Linked DNA regions of Homo sapiens: regions 1 and 3 are each linked to region 2. A link is a contact called in ENCODE Hi-C or POLR2A ChIA-PET data. All regions are on one chromosome and are shown on one strand. The core of a region is the stretch at or near the end of the contact, and the rest is flanking DNA. Distances in the headings are between cores, read along the strand shown.

Region 1 (5,028 bases), core at 40-2,539, 1.3 Mb after region 2:
TCCCAGCGCTTTGGGAGGCTGAGGTGGGCGGTCATGAGGTCAGGAGATTGAGACCATCCTGGCGAACACAGTGAAACCCCGCCTCTACTAAAAATACAAAAAAATTAGCCGGGCGTGGTGGCGGACGCCTGGAGTCCCAGCTACTCGGGAGGCTGAGGCAGGAGAATGGCGTGAACCCAGGAGGCGGAGCTTGCAGTGAGGCAGTGAGGGGACATGGCGCCACTGCACTCCAGCCTGGGCAACAGAGCGAGACTCCATCTCAAAAAAAAAAAAAAAGAAAGAAAGAGAGTCCCAGACCTCCCTCCAGACTGCTGCTTTTTTTTTTTTTTTTTTTTTTTAGACAGAGTTTTGCTGTTGTTGCCCAGGCTGGAGTGCAATGGCGCAATAACGGCTCACTGCAACCTCCACCTCCCAGGTTCAGGCGATTCTCCTGCCTCAGCCTCCCAAGTAGCGGGGATGATAGGCATGAGCTACCATGCCCAGCTAATTTTGTAATTTTTTTTTTTTTAGTAGAAACAGGGCTTCACCATGTTGGTCAGACTGCTACATCTTAACAAAATTCCTAGGCATTTCATGAATACGTTTAAATTTGAGAAGCACTGACTTGCTTCACTCCTCAATGCCTCTATTTCCTCATCTATAAAATGGGTATCGGCCGGGTACAGTGACTTACACCTGTAATCCCAACACTTTGGGAGGCTGAGGCAGGAGGATCACTTAAGGCCAGGAGTTCGAGACCAGCCTGGTCAACATGGCAAAACCACATCTCTGCTAAAAATAGAAAAATTAGCTGGGTGTGGTGGCACATGCCTGTAATTCCAGCTACTCAGGAGACTGAGCCACGAGAATCACATGAACCTGGGAGGCTGAGGTTACAGTGAGCCATGATCACGCCACTGCACTCCAGCCTTGGTGACAGACTTTGACTGTCTCAAAAATAAAATAAAATGGGTATCAACTGACACCTGTTACTTGCTTCGGAGCAAAGGAGGATTAATGTCAGAGGTTTTTTTCCCTCTCCCAGGAATGGTCTCTACATAAACACAGCTTGGGGGACTCGTTTCATTTGCTGGAACAGGCAATGACTGAACATGTTTTGGAAGAAGAGCCAGGACTCCTTCCTAGATAATACATCTGTCCTTCATCCAAACTTCTCTTCATGGCCTCACGGCTCCAGAAAGCAGCAGAGCCGTTCAACCCACTGCCTTTGGAGAAACAACCAAGCCTGATCCCAATGAAAACAGCTTTCCTGCTCCCTGTCTTGGCTGTCAAACACAAACACAGACACTCTGTGGGTGAAGTCAGCCCAGCTGGATGTCTGCTGCTGAGCCATCTGCAGAACAACTTGCAGACTAGTAGCTTGACTCTGGCTAAGACAAAAGGCAAGGGGGAAGCTGGGGGAGAAAGGCCACAGCCTGACTCCAGGGACTTTCCCCCTCAGTCCTTCCTTCATTCCTTCCCTCGGAAAGGATAAGAATGGAAGGAACAGATGAGGACTTCATGCAGCTAGCATGCTTTCATGGCTGTCAGGCAAAACCCTAGCCAGATGCCCAAGGGACGCTACAGAGCATTCACATCACACCTACACCCCAAGAGCCATGTCATAGGGACAGAAAGAGGCAACCCCCATAACATAAAAATTCAGAAATCAAGAGGGCACTGAGGCTGGGCATGGTGGCTCACACCTGTAATCCCAGCACTTTGGGAGGCCAAGGCAGGTGAATCACTTGGGTCAGGAGTTCGAGACCAGCCTGGCCAACATGGTGAAACCCTGTCTCTACTAAAAATACAAAAATTAACTGGGCATAGTGGTGGGCACCTGTACTTGGGAGGCTGAGGCACAAGAATCGCTTGAACCCAGGAGGTGGACGTTGCAGTGAGCTGAGATCGCACCACTGCCCTCCAGCCTGGGCAACAGAGTGAGACTCTGTCTCAAAAAAAAAAAAAAAAAAAAGAGGGTACTGAATCACTCTCTCCACTCATAATCCCAACCCTCCCCACCCCCGGGTTTGTGCAGACACTAGACAATAAACCTTTTAGACTTACCAAGAAACAAAAACAGATTGAGCCCTTGACCTCCCAGTTACCAGTTCTTTTACATCTAAAGACCTGGGTTAGAGAGAGCACATGATTTCTCTGCCAGAGAGGCAGTGGTAGACTCAGTTTCTTTAGGTTGAAGTGACCTGAATAGCAATGTCAAAAAATGTAAGATCAGTCTTGCTGACTTTGGAACCACATAGACAAGATACTGTGAATGTGTCATTTGATTCCACTAGTGGTTAATAAAGGCAACCCTGAATACTAGTAAGGTAGGAAGAAACTAACATTGAATTCTGAGTGTACACACGCACACACACACACACACACACACACACACAACATAGACCAGGTTTCCAGAGGTGCCAGTTGTTCAGTTCAAGCCACAAAACAGCCCTTAGCATGCTAACCTGCAGAATAACAGCCATCCAGATTCCCTCCCAGCCTGATCCCACTTCATTTATCCTCTTGACCTCCTTACCTCTTACTCTTTCCTTTTCCCTCCTTCGTTTTATCCGATCAGATTTCAAGATTGAAAAAGGGGCAGCTTTGAGAAAATGAATTGCTACAATCAACAACCAAAACATCAACAATAAAAGGCTGGAGATCAAAGGAAAACACCCTCAAACAAAATGATCTGAAGAGTTTCAGTGAAAGGAACTATTTCCAGTCCGATGGGTTTTTAACATAGACAACATCTTGTGTATTTATTATGTACAACATGTTGTTTTGAAATACATATTCATTGCAGAATGACTCAACTAAGCTAACATATACATTACCTCACATACCATTTGTGTGGTGGGAGCACTAAAATCCACTCTCAGCAATTTTCAAAATAAGACACATGATTATTAATATAGTCACCATGTTGTACAATACACCTCTTGAACTTATTCCTCCTAACTGAAATTTTATGTTCTTTGACCATCTCTCCAACCTGCAAGTAGGCACCATTCTATGCTCCAATGAGTTCAATTTTTTTAGATTCCACATATAAGTGGGGTACTGAGGTATTTGTCTTCCAGGTTCATCCATGTTGTCACAAATCACAGGATTTCTTTCTTTTTTAAACCTGAATACTATTTCATTGTGTGTGTATGTATGTGTGTGTGTATATATATATACACACATACATATAGAAAGTATATATACATACAGAAAGTATGGTGTGTACATATATATCCATACCTTCTGGATTAATTTACCCACTGAGGGACACTTAGTTTGATTCCATGTCTTGGCTACTGTGAAAAATCCTGCAATGAACAAGGAAGTGCACACATCTCTCTTCAACATACTGATTTCATTTTCTTTGGATATACACCCAGTAGTGGGATTGCTGGATCATATAGTAGCTCTGTTTTGAATGTTTTGAGAAACTTCCGTCCTGCTTTCCGTAGTGACTGTGGTCATTTAGATTCCCATCAGCAGCTCCAGCACAATGTTTCCTTTTTGCCCCCACAACAGGCAGAAATCAAGATATAAAGAGAAACATGGATAGAAGAGATGCTTTCCCCTTTCCTCCCTCATTAACCCATGGCTGCCTCCATAAATGGAAAGAAGACTGGATGTGAGCATTCTATGATGTTTCAGACACTCACTGAAAATTACATAGTTAAAATAAAGACCAGAGTTGATGCTACCATTTCTGCCTGAAGCTTATCCTGAAAGTAGCTCTGGGGAAAGAGTTCTCTCTCTAGGATCCAAAAGTCATGGAGGTAGGTTTGACGTCCTACTATGTCCCACTACTTGTTGCCTCTAGGTTGGGAATTGTCATGTGGTTTAGGTGCCTTAAGATTCTTCCAGTGTGAGATGTGGGAAGCTGCTCCTTGTGACTTGCTCTGCCTTTTTCCTGGTGCCAAATACCATTCTCAACCTCCAACCTCCCACTCCAGGCAGCACATCCTGTCTTTGGACAGCCCGCCATGCTAGTGTCTGCCATCCAGTAGTCACAGGCCATCTTCCCGCAGGTTCCCAACAACCTGAGAGGCTTATTAAGGAGACAGCAACAGAGACTCAAAGAGGTTAGTAATGTTGCTTTCAGTCACAAAATCAATTAAGGGGAGAGTCAGGATGCCTATGCTTTCAAGTTCGACTGGCTCCAAAGCTTGTCTTCTAAGCCCACAATGCTATTTCCTTAAAAGGACAGAAGGTTCTCCCTTCATCAGGAGCTCATTCATTCATTTTCTTCCCCCTGAGAGCCTCCATGTCCCAGCCTGGAGTTGGGCATGCTGCATAATCTCACCCTGGTCTCCTGGAGATAACGTTTCCTCCTTGCTCTCTTAGAGTAGGCAGGAGAATATGATATTTACAAGAAAGTGCTTTGATGGGGGTGTGGGGATAGCTTGGATTTGAATCTCAGGTCATCTACCTATTTGCTGTAGGACCCTGCACTATACTTCCTTATACCTGTTTCCACACTCTTCAAGTTGGCATAATAATATTCTATTTCATGATAACATACAAAAATAAGTTTTGATTCTAAACCTAGAATATAAAACAGTGCCTGGCACAAAGAATAATATATATACACCTACTAAATAAAAACTACACTCCTTCTCCCCCAAGATTGTCGTGATAGAAATGCATCATTCAGGGAGCAAGAAAAAAAGACCCCACCACAGTTCAAGATGCCACTCAAAGCATAACACTCAGGCCATGGCCTATTTGGTTTCTACATCAGGTCTGCCCCACCCACCTTTAGCTTTCAGTGGACTAAAGACAAAAAGGGTCTAATGCATTCCTGGCGGTTTTTCAAAGCATGGCAGAAGTGAGTCGGGTTTATAAGATTAATTCTTTTCACTCTAGGCAGTGGGTCATATCAGAACCTTCACTCAACCAACTCAGTGGATAATCTCCTTTTATTACTTTCAATCAAACTAAGTGTCTGCAATCTGTACAATGGCCACCAATTTAGTGGGAAACAATAATTTGTAGAGCATGATTATAAAAAGATGAGATAGAACACAAGGTCCAGATAAGCATCCT
Region 2 (4,596 bases), core at 1,001-3,500:
TGCTGGTAGAATTCACCATAAAATTATTTTAATATAAAACATCCAAAAAATTAAGGCACACAAACTATTTTCACTCTTCATGTTGATCAAGAATTTTCCTATTTCTTGTTAATTCAAAAAGACTCTGGATGCAATACCTTGTGAACTTATTTTTTGGTATGCCCCTGTGCTCATATACTACCTTACTACCTTTATCTCTCTGTTTTTTGTTTGTTTGTTTTGGAGATAGGCACGATCATTGGCCACTGCAGCCTGGAATTCCCCGGCCCAAGTGATCCTCCCACCTCAGCCTCCTGAGTAGCTGGGAGCAAGGCGAACACCACCACGGCTGGCTAATTTTAAAATTTTTTTGTAGAGATGGGGTCCGACTATCGTCTTGAACTCCTGGGTTGGTCTCGAACTCCTGGGCTGAAGCAGTCTTTCCACCTCAGCCTCCCAAAGTGTTGGTTGGGATTACAGGCGTGGACCGCCACACTTAGAAATGACTTTTCTAATATCCTTAAATCAGAGCTCATGTAAAATTTTCAGCCTTCTCATTCCACCTCCCTCCGAACTACAAGTCTTAAAACTAAGAAATGACAGCCATTCGGTAGAAGTTAAAACACTGTTTCGCTGCTTATTTCTACTTAAAAAAATTATATACATAGATATATATTATGTAAATATATATAATTATATATATAGACATACGTGTGTGTATATATATAAATAAACGTGTAGAATTGGACTGGGGTCCCACTAATATCCACATTTCAAAACAGAATCTAAAACTCCCTAAAACAGGGTTGGGCTCGGCGGCTCACGCTTGTAATCCCAACCCTTTGGGAGGCTGACACTGGAGATCAGTCTGAGCAACAAAGTCAGATCTCTTTTCTACTAAAACAAAATACAACTCTCTAAAACTAATACAAAATTTTGTGTGTATGTGTCATATTCTGGAGAAAAGCTCCAAGGTTTTCCTCTGGGTCTTAAACAGGACTAAGACCCCCCACCCCCAAAAGAATCTCTGTTCTAGAGGCTAAGCATATAGAAGCTCATACTGCATTATCAAACTGGAAAGTTAATAGAGGATTTTCATGGTCATATACAGGAGAGGTGGGGAAAGCTGTCTATTTAGACTGTAAACTCCTAAAATGTTCATAAATCTCAATGGAAATTAAATCCACCGGGGTGGGAGAAGTATCACAATAGACAAAGAAGCTAAAGGTTAATGAAGAGAAGGTTTTAATCAGTGGTTACTTTTGTGCTTGGGATCAATCCTCAGTTTGTCCTCCAACGTAACTTTTGGCATTATTCATTTCAAAGTCTGAACAGTATCCATAAACCCAATACGAAACCTATGGATCCAGAGGGTCCGACCGAAAACAAAACAATTATGTTTCCGATGTGAACGCATCAATAGCTTACTTTTGTAGCGCTTTATAAAACGCTGTCACTTGCTGCTTTCCACGTCATGATATTCCCGGTCGGGAAGAGTAGGACAGCAGCATCTTTTATGAATAAGGAATTTTTTGGATTCAATTTGTGAGGTGTGGGACGCTCACCAGGTTGCGCGAAAACCATTTTTCTACATCGTCAAGTGCACGCACCCCGTGTCTCATAGTATTAGTGATGAAGACGAGGATGAAACTACCAAAGACATCAGTGGGGAGTGAATTATACTTGGGGGAGGTGTAAGCACGTCGAAATAAGGAAGCTGAGAGACATTTTGTGAAAGAGGGAAGGTAGCGTTAAGAGGAGCCTTCCATCAGGGGCAACAGAACGGGGGCAGGCGTGGCGTCTCTGGGACTGCCGGAAAACGACGTGAGGGAAAAACTCAGAGGCTACGAAAAGGCGAACAGACGGAGGGCCTGCCTCAGGGGAGCTAAGCAGCTCGCCTGAAGCCCCCCATCTGGAAATGACGTGTTTAACTCGGCGCCCCTGCAGCTCCGGCCGCCCTTTTTTGTTTAACTCCGCGCCCCTCCAGCTCCGGCCGCCCTTTTCGTCGCTCTCCCCTCGCGGTCGCTCACCCCTGAGATCCCTGGTTCCACTGAGACGCTCAGCTTCATTCGGCAACTCGCGGACACCAAGCGCCACAAATTCAAATACGAGATCTAGAGACGCTGGGTCTCAAACGTCTCCCAGAGTGAAAGACAGAGGAACCAATCGAGGCTCGGCTGACCTCAGACGTCTAAGGCGATAGGCGTTGCTAAGAAAAGGGGGTGGGACGATACCCAGTTGCCAAGACGACGGCTTCCGGGTGGGCGGCTTGAGGTGGCTTCCGGCCGCCAGGCGAGACTCCGCGGGAAAACTCCCTGCTAGAGAGACTAGGAGATTTGGGGCTGCGGCCGTTTCCTCCGGAGCACCCACGGGACTGTGTGCTGGGGTCCCTCCACCGGCTGTGTCCTTTATTCTTCTTTCTCACCCAACGATTTACCTGAACGGTTATAAAGTGCACGTTATTTCCCTAAGGTAAGCGTGTGGTAGCGCCTCCTCCTCCTCCAACAGGGGGGTAACAGAAACCTGCTGTCAACTTTGTTACCCAACATAACTGTACTTAACCACAAAAAGTTGAAATTTTGGATCTTTAAACATTCAATAACCTCTTGCTGTGTGAGGTTTTTTAACTGCACTACATACATTTTGTAGTCTTTAACCATTGAATGCGATTTAAGTTTACAATGAAATTTAACGTTCTGGTTGTTTCTGACCCCAAATTTCATCTGAACCAGTTAATGGACGAAGAACTGAAATTTTATTTTCTGTGACAGTCTCATAGGTTCTCAGACTTAAGTTCTTAATCGCCCATAAATCTGAAGGCAGGTGTTAAAGATGAGCAGGTGATTTGAGCCCAGTCCATGCCAACACTCAAACTAATTCAGCTGAGACTCCTTTCGTTAGGAGCATTATTTTAATTTTAAAAATTTTAAACCGAATGGTAAGCATGGCTGCTTTAGTTTCAGTTGTGTCTCATTTGATGATGATAGTCCCACACAAGACGATCTCATTTGTCAATGAAAGTAAACATTAGTGACCACACAGCTTTCTGCAGATAACTCTTTAAACGAACATCTTTTATCAGACCACAGAAATCATTGTTATTGTCACTAAAATGTAAAAACTAAAGCAAAACTTATCTGCTTATCAACAATTTCTTCCTCCATAGCTAAGGTAGGGAAGCATTTATGAAAGCTTAGATCTATATGTGTTTGGGATCCTGCCAACCCCTTTCTTAAAATTCCATCTTCAAAACTCCCTGCTAATGAGCACTTTTCCAACAGCTTGGATGAAACATTCTGAATAATTCGTCAGCCTGAAGGTTAGAAATTTCATTAAATAAAAAATTAAATACACAGAATACTTAAGTATGAAACATTAATGAACTGAGTAATACATTCTTAAGAAGAGGAGGCACTTAGGAAAACACAGGCCACCTGCATTGTGGAGCCATTTAATGTGATGAGATTTGATAAATGGGTAAGAGATCAAAAAATGCCCAGGGTTTCAAAAGAGAATGTTCCATGAGCAGCTTACTGCCTACATAGACCATTTGAAAATCAAACCAACTCAGCAGAAGCCCAAGAGGCCTTCAGATGAACCCGAGTATCCTTTGGATGTCAGTGTTGTACTGAACAAAGTCAGTTGAACTGTTATTTATCTGACAAGAAAAAAAAATGCCTAAATTTTGTAAGGACTTACACCATTCATTTAAAAATATATAGTGATCTTAGAGGTTAGAAAGCACAGAAAAGAAACTTGAACATAGAGGTACTTAAAAGGAGAAAAATAAATTTCCTCCGGTAGTAGACATGTATTTGGCATTGTTCACTGTTATCTCCTTGATGTCCTCTCTCCTCAGCTTGGCTGAATCCTACTTACGCTTTTAAGACCCAGGTCAAATTGTGAATCTTTTGTGACCTAGTCCATAGTCACCTCTCTCCCTCCTGAATGCCTATAATAGTCTTTATTTGGCATTTTTTTGTATTCTTTATAATGTTTCTTATTTATGTTTATGAATATATCTTACATATAACTTGCATCATCTAAACCCTAAACTACTCAGAATTGTGTTCACCATGTACCTGGCAGACAGACTTGAACAAATAAGTTTTGATGTAAAACTGCCAAGATTAATACTAAATATAGTTGAGATCCATATTAGTTTGCTAGAGCAAACATAACAAAATGCCACAGACTAGGTGGCTTAAACAACAGAAAGTTATTTTCTCACAATTCTGGAGGCTAGAAGTTCAAGATCAAGGTATCAGCAGGGTTGGTTTCTTTCTGAGGTCTCTGTCCTTGACTCAGATCACTGTCTCATCTCTTTGTCTTCATGTGCTGTTTTCTCCATGTGTGTGCACACCTGTGTCCAAATTTTCTTTCCTTGTAAGCACACCAACCCTACTGGATTTAGGCCCGTGTTAAAGACCTCATTTTAGCTTAATTACCTCTTCAAACACCTTATCTCCAAATAGGGTTACTTTCTGAAGTACTAGGGGTTACACCTTTAACATATAACTTTTGGGGAGACTCAAGGCCATAACAGTAGCCAAGACTCAAAAAGCAGAAATGATTGGGAGCAATTATCTGTCACCTTTCAGAACTCCCATTTTTAGA
Region 3 (4,840 bases), core at 541-3,040, 1.1 Mb before region 2:
TTATTATCTTGAGGTAGGTTCCTTCTGTTTCTAGTTTGTTGAGTGTTTCTATCGTGAAAAGGTGTCAAATCTTGTCAACTAACTTTTCTACATCAGTTGAGATGATCATGTGGTTTTTGTCCTTCATTCTGTTAATGTGGCATATTATATTGATTGATTTTTATATGTTGCATCTCAGTAATAAATCCCACTTGATCATGGTGTATAATCCTTGTAACATACTGTTGAATTTGGTTTGCTAGTACCATGCTAATCTTCTCTGTATTGTTCCAATTTTAGAATATGCACTGCCAAAGGGAACACTCCCACAGCTTTACTTTTTAAATATGGTATAACGTAAAAATACATTAAATTTAGGCTATCAAATGAGTTAAAGACCAATAATTCTTTTCTACATTTGAAACACACAAAAATTAAGACACACATGTGCTAGTTCTTCTGTTTATTGTTTTCTTTGAGGAATTGGGCATCACCTCCTATACAGCTTCAACCTTAACCTTAGCAAATGACTGACTGCCTCTTTGGAAGGTGCTGTGAAACAATTTGGCCTATAGAGAGCATCTGTATTTGCAGGTTCTATAACATTATATGAAACTTGTTTGTAAATAAACCTAAATTGTTTAAAATAAATAAGGATATAAATAATATGTACTGAGAATTCAGTTCTTTTCCAACATATATGCAATAATTCAAACTTCAGGGTACGTAAAATACAACACCTCACACAGAATAATGTGCAGAATATGCGGAGTAACAAAAATTCTCTCCTTGACCAAACTCTAGCCAGGTTCCTCTGAGCCATTTGTGGACTAGGCCTCAACAGACTTGAACAAAACTCTAACACAGTCTCTAACAGTTCAAGGTAGCATCTCTAGGATGACTCCAGCCCCGCTTTAAAGGGCCTGCCTAAAAAAACTCAGGCTGCCAAAGGAATTTACTGTTCCAGCCAACACCTTAAGATATGGCTCCTATCTCCCAGCATCTGTAGGAGGATAAAAGCCTAACTTCCAGAAACACCCTTTAACAAACCCAGATGGGTTTCACATGGACTAACCCCTACTTCGCACTTTTTGTAATCTTTCACTTCCCTCACTCTTCTGAGCGCCCCCTCATTCCTCTCCCCTTCCCTATTTCCCCATTTTTCCTTTAAAGTCTGAGTAACATTTGTACAAATCAAAGTTGAGTTCAGTTCGTGCTGGACTCCTCCTTATTCCATTAGTATATTACTGGTTAAAACCTGTCTCAACCGCTTTACTGTCCTGCTTTGTCTTTGACAAAGGCACGGGGGTGGATTTATTTTTCTGGCTGAGTAGAGATCCTAATGTCAGGCACTGCGGACGGTGAGGGCCACGATTCTTTGGAGAAAAGTTCCAAGGGGCTATACCATTGGAAACTAACACCAGCTAATAGAATTGTCTGCTCTGCGTCACAACTCATGGAAGTTGCTGCTTCTGATCCAGAGCTGGGAAAGGTTAACAGGTGATTACAAAAGCCTAGGATGTTTTGTCAACTTCCTGGAACAATTCCACCAGTCAGAGCCCAAACCGGGGGCAAAGGAGGAAGAGAAACTCGAAGCAGGGTGTGACCAGGGTAGACAGGCTGAAAAAGGAAACAAAATGTAACATCCTAAGAGAACGCAGAGGCCGAATAAAGGAACTAACCCTCACCTGCAGCTCAGATTCTACGCCGGCGCCCGGAGCTGTGTCCTGTTGCCTAGCGACGGCGCATGCGCACTGACTAGCGCAGCCCCCTAAACATGCATCCGCGCCTGCGCAGCCGCGGGTCGCCCAGGGTTGGGATGTTGGTGTCGGCTGGGGGCTGCTGTGAGGCGCTTGGTAGCACCCAGTCCTGATACTCTCCAGTTACCCGGTAGGCGGGGCTCGGACACAAAGAAAAGGTGAATTCGCAGCTGAGAGCCCTTGTTTCCGGTCCTTTTTTTTTTTTTTTTGAGATGGAGTCTCGCTCTGTCACCCAGGCTGGAGTGCAGTGGCGCCATCTCGGCTCACTGCAAGCTCTGCCTCCGGTGTTCAAGCGATTCTCCTGCCTCAGCCTTCTAAGTAGCTAGGATTACAGGCGCGCGTCACCACGCTTGGCTAATTTTTGTATTTTTAGTAGAGCCGAGGTTTCACCAAGTTGGTCAAGATGGTCTCAAACTTCTGACCTCGTGATCCGCCCGCCTCGGCCTCCCAAAGTGCCGGGATTACAGGCGTGAGCCACCGCGCCCGGCCGTCTCCGATCTTTACACGCATTCTTCGTGTTATCTGAAGACACTCTGACGCCACCACCCAAAGCAACTGGCAGTTGACTCTTGGCAATTTTAAGCTTGTGTGGAAAGCAGCCGCCGCCCGGTAGCTCCTTTTTATCTAGAGACACTCAGGATGTGGGGGACACCCCAGCAATGCCATCCCTCCTTTGACCTCCAGAGCGCGCAGAATTACAAAGTTGAGTAATACTTTATTTGAAAAAATGAAAAGTGCACACACACACACACACACACACACTTACATAGGCACAGTATAATCTGGAAGTATGACCAGCAAATGATAACTGATTCCCTCAGGGGAGAAGAAACTGGGTGGCTGAAGGACAGGAATGAGAAAGAAGGACAGTTGCGTTTGTTTGTATCGTTTGAAATTGTCCAGTGTGTATGTGTTCTTTTCAAATGTTTGAAGAACCATTGGCTCCCTTATCAAAATGTAAATACCAAGGAAAATCAGGAATTTAAGAAGTCTAAGAATTCTGTAATGCTGGGTAGAATTTTCTGTACGTGTAAAACTAAAATGTCTTTTGTAAATCACTGAGTCTTCCTGTTTATTTCTGGTTAGAGATCTTTGGGGGCTTGGATGGAGGAACAGGAAAAGAGGAGCCAGGCTTTTTTGGAAAATTGGCGGCAGCGGTGGCATACGGGAAACTGAAATCTTTATCTAATCTCATCCTTTGTATATTCGTCTTGGATTTGCTGAAGAAAATTAAAAGGTAAATTTTGCTGTGAGCTCACTGAACTCAAATTGAAAGGGAACATATGCTGTTTATTTTTGTGAAGGACATTAATTGGGTGTGACTGGCAGGGTTGAGACCTGAAGTTCCTCTTTTAGATAAGGAAAATTTCCCTTGGTGAGAAATCTCTAGACTAGTTATGATAGATTCCTAACCCCCAACCTTGAAAGGTAACTTAAGGCTCCCTCCTCTAAGGGAAGGGCTGAAGAAAAAATTAAACAGGCAACTGTGCCTATGAAGATTTGCGAAAAAAAAAAAAAAAAAAAAACATCTAGGACACTTCTCATTCACTGGGTCAAGCCAGAGCCATCAACTTTGTGACCTAGTGAGTGGTTAGTGGATATAGGCAAGCGTAGTAACTTGGGACCAGAGGTTAGGGATCCAGAAAGTTGAAAATGTAAAGACAAAGGCCAGAGGTTATAACTTACTGCCTCTTGGTAAGTAGGAAGCCAGAAGTTGAGCTCCCAAATAAAATGTTTTAGGAACTGTGGTTCTTAAGTAACTCCAAAAGTCAGTACATTTACAAAGAAGTAAATGAAACCTCATAGGTAATGAAACAATGAGACTGAGGAGTGCCTGGGATTAGAAATTCCCAAACGGAGAAAAAAACACATCACAGAAGAGCCATACTTGGTGAAATTTATTAAAAAAAAAAAAAGAAAAACAATAATTTATGCCCTTGGCAAAATAAAAGATCTTATCAATATAAATGTTTCTTAGAAAATGTATGAAAAGATAATATATATTAATAAATCAATATTAACATTACAGCAAAAGTAATAATGATTATATAACAATGACAAGTGAAGATATTTCTGGCCCTTACACAGTAGTATTTCTGGAAGGTCTCTGATTCCTGCTTGCTCTAGTACAGGCGTGCTCTCACTTTAAGAAAGCCTGATGCCGCTGGGCGAGGTGGCTCACGCCTGTAATCCCAGTACTTTAGGAGACCCAGGCGGGCAGATTGCCTGAGGTCAGGAGTTTGAGACCAGCCTGGCTAACATGGTGAAACCCTGTCTCTACTAAAAATACAAAAATTAGCCGGGCATGGTGGCTCACGCCTGTAGTCCCAACTGCTTGGGAGGTTGAGGCAAGAGAATCGCTTGAACCCAGGAGGTGGAGGTTGCAGTGAGCCGAGATCGCGCCACTGCACTCCAGCATGGGCGACAGAGCAAGACTCCATCTCAAAATAAAGAAAGAAAGAAACAAAGAAAAGAAAAGCTTATATTGAACTTCTCTAAAAAAAGAAAAAAAAGAAAGCCTGATGCACACAAATCTAAATTTGGCAAGTCGATCAATTAAAGGATATTTATTTGCATCACAAAATAATTCTTTACTCCCCCCAAAAATCAATAAAAAGTTCAAATAGCAACTTTTCCTAATGTGTTTAAAATGTAATCACCAAATACATGTGTCCCCAACTTCTTTCCAGTTATAATTCTATTGTGTAAAGTGAGGTATACCTGAAGTGAGGCAATAAGAGAGTTGAGCTTCAGACCTGCCTGGAGAGAGCGTGTTCTTTCTTAGAGTCTGAGGAAATGGTTGGGGGCACAAATTCTCTCAATCTTTTTCTTTTCCCTCATCCTGAGCTCTTATTTTCTTGTCTCAACTGCTTTCTGGTAAACTTTGTTCACCTGGTACTTTCAAGAAAAAAAGAAGGAAATCTTACGAGAGGGAGGCAGATTAATGAATTAGTGAGTCACTCTAGCAGCGCAGAGCAAGGGAGAATCTGCGATGTGAATGAGGAGGATCTGAGTGTGGGTGTGGTTGTACTTGGGGAAAAGCAGGAACAATCTTGAACCCTTGACATGGTGCATTTGAGGCCCCTCTCCCAGTAGGGCCA

The links. A loop is a pair of places that touch in the nucleus more often than their neighbours do. ChIA-PET counts read pairs that join two places held with the same protein, here RNA polymerase II (POLR2A). Pooled maps may share reads with other maps.
Region 1: a map of CD8-positive, alpha-beta T cell shows a loop between it and region 2 (11-fold over the local background). The contact joins the enhancer-like site here to the promoter of ZFHX3-AS1 in region 2. A Hi-C loop is called at or near these places in 1 of 168 maps with a recorded cell type or tissue (CD8-positive, alpha-beta T cell), 3 of 37 single-sample maps with no recorded cell type and 5 of 50 pooled maps.
Region 3: a loop to region 2 is called in a map of B cell, with 9 times the contacts of the local background. The contact joins the promoter of TAT-AS1 here to the promoter of ZFHX3-AS1 in region 2. A Hi-C loop is called at or near these places in 4 of 168 maps with a recorded cell type or tissue (B cell, CD4-positive, alpha-beta T cell, CD8-positive, alpha-beta T cell and 1 more) and 8 of 50 pooled maps. POLR2A ChIA-PET finds 5 or more read pairs at or near these places in 2 of 52 experiments (activated CD8-positive, alpha-beta memory T cell and activated naive CD4-positive, alpha-beta T cell).

Annotation. Positions count from the first base shown.
Region 1 is chr16:73,950,447-73,955,474 of GRCh38, forward strand. No RefSeq gene overlaps it. Among named protein-coding and RNA genes, the nearest start is that of PSMD7-DT, 260 kb to the right of the region's middle. Within about 2 kb of position 1,290, at least 5 of the 41 ENCODE cell types and tissues checked have a DNase peak (open chromatin) inside an H3K27ac peak, as active enhancers do.
Region 2 is chr16:72,662,883-72,667,478 of GRCh38, forward strand. It overlaps ZFHX3-AS1 (ZFHX3 antisense RNA 1), which reads left to right and starts at 2,251. Exons shown (of 4, transcript NR_171704.1): 1 at 2,251-2,451. It overlaps LINC01572 (long intergenic non-protein coding RNA 1572), which reads right to left and starts at 2,088. Exons shown (of 14, transcript NR_126330.2): 1 at 2,010-2,088. RefSeq lists enhancers at 1,830-1,949, 1,990-2,049.
Region 3 is chr16:71,563,226-71,568,065 of GRCh38, forward strand. It overlaps TAT-AS1 (TAT antisense RNA 1), which reads left to right and starts at 1,791. Exons shown (of 3, transcript NR_103852.1): 1 at 1,791-1,897; 2 at 2,826-2,976. It overlaps TAT (tyrosine aminotransferase), which reads right to left. Exons shown (of 12, transcript NM_000353.3): 12 at 2,435-4,840. LOC124903710 (a long non-coding RNA gene) reads right to left here and starts at 1,715. Exons shown (of 2, transcript XR_007065106.1): 1 at 1,668-1,715; 2 at 428-1,599. It also overlaps the pseudogene RNU6-1061P. RefSeq lists an enhancer at 2,211-2,742.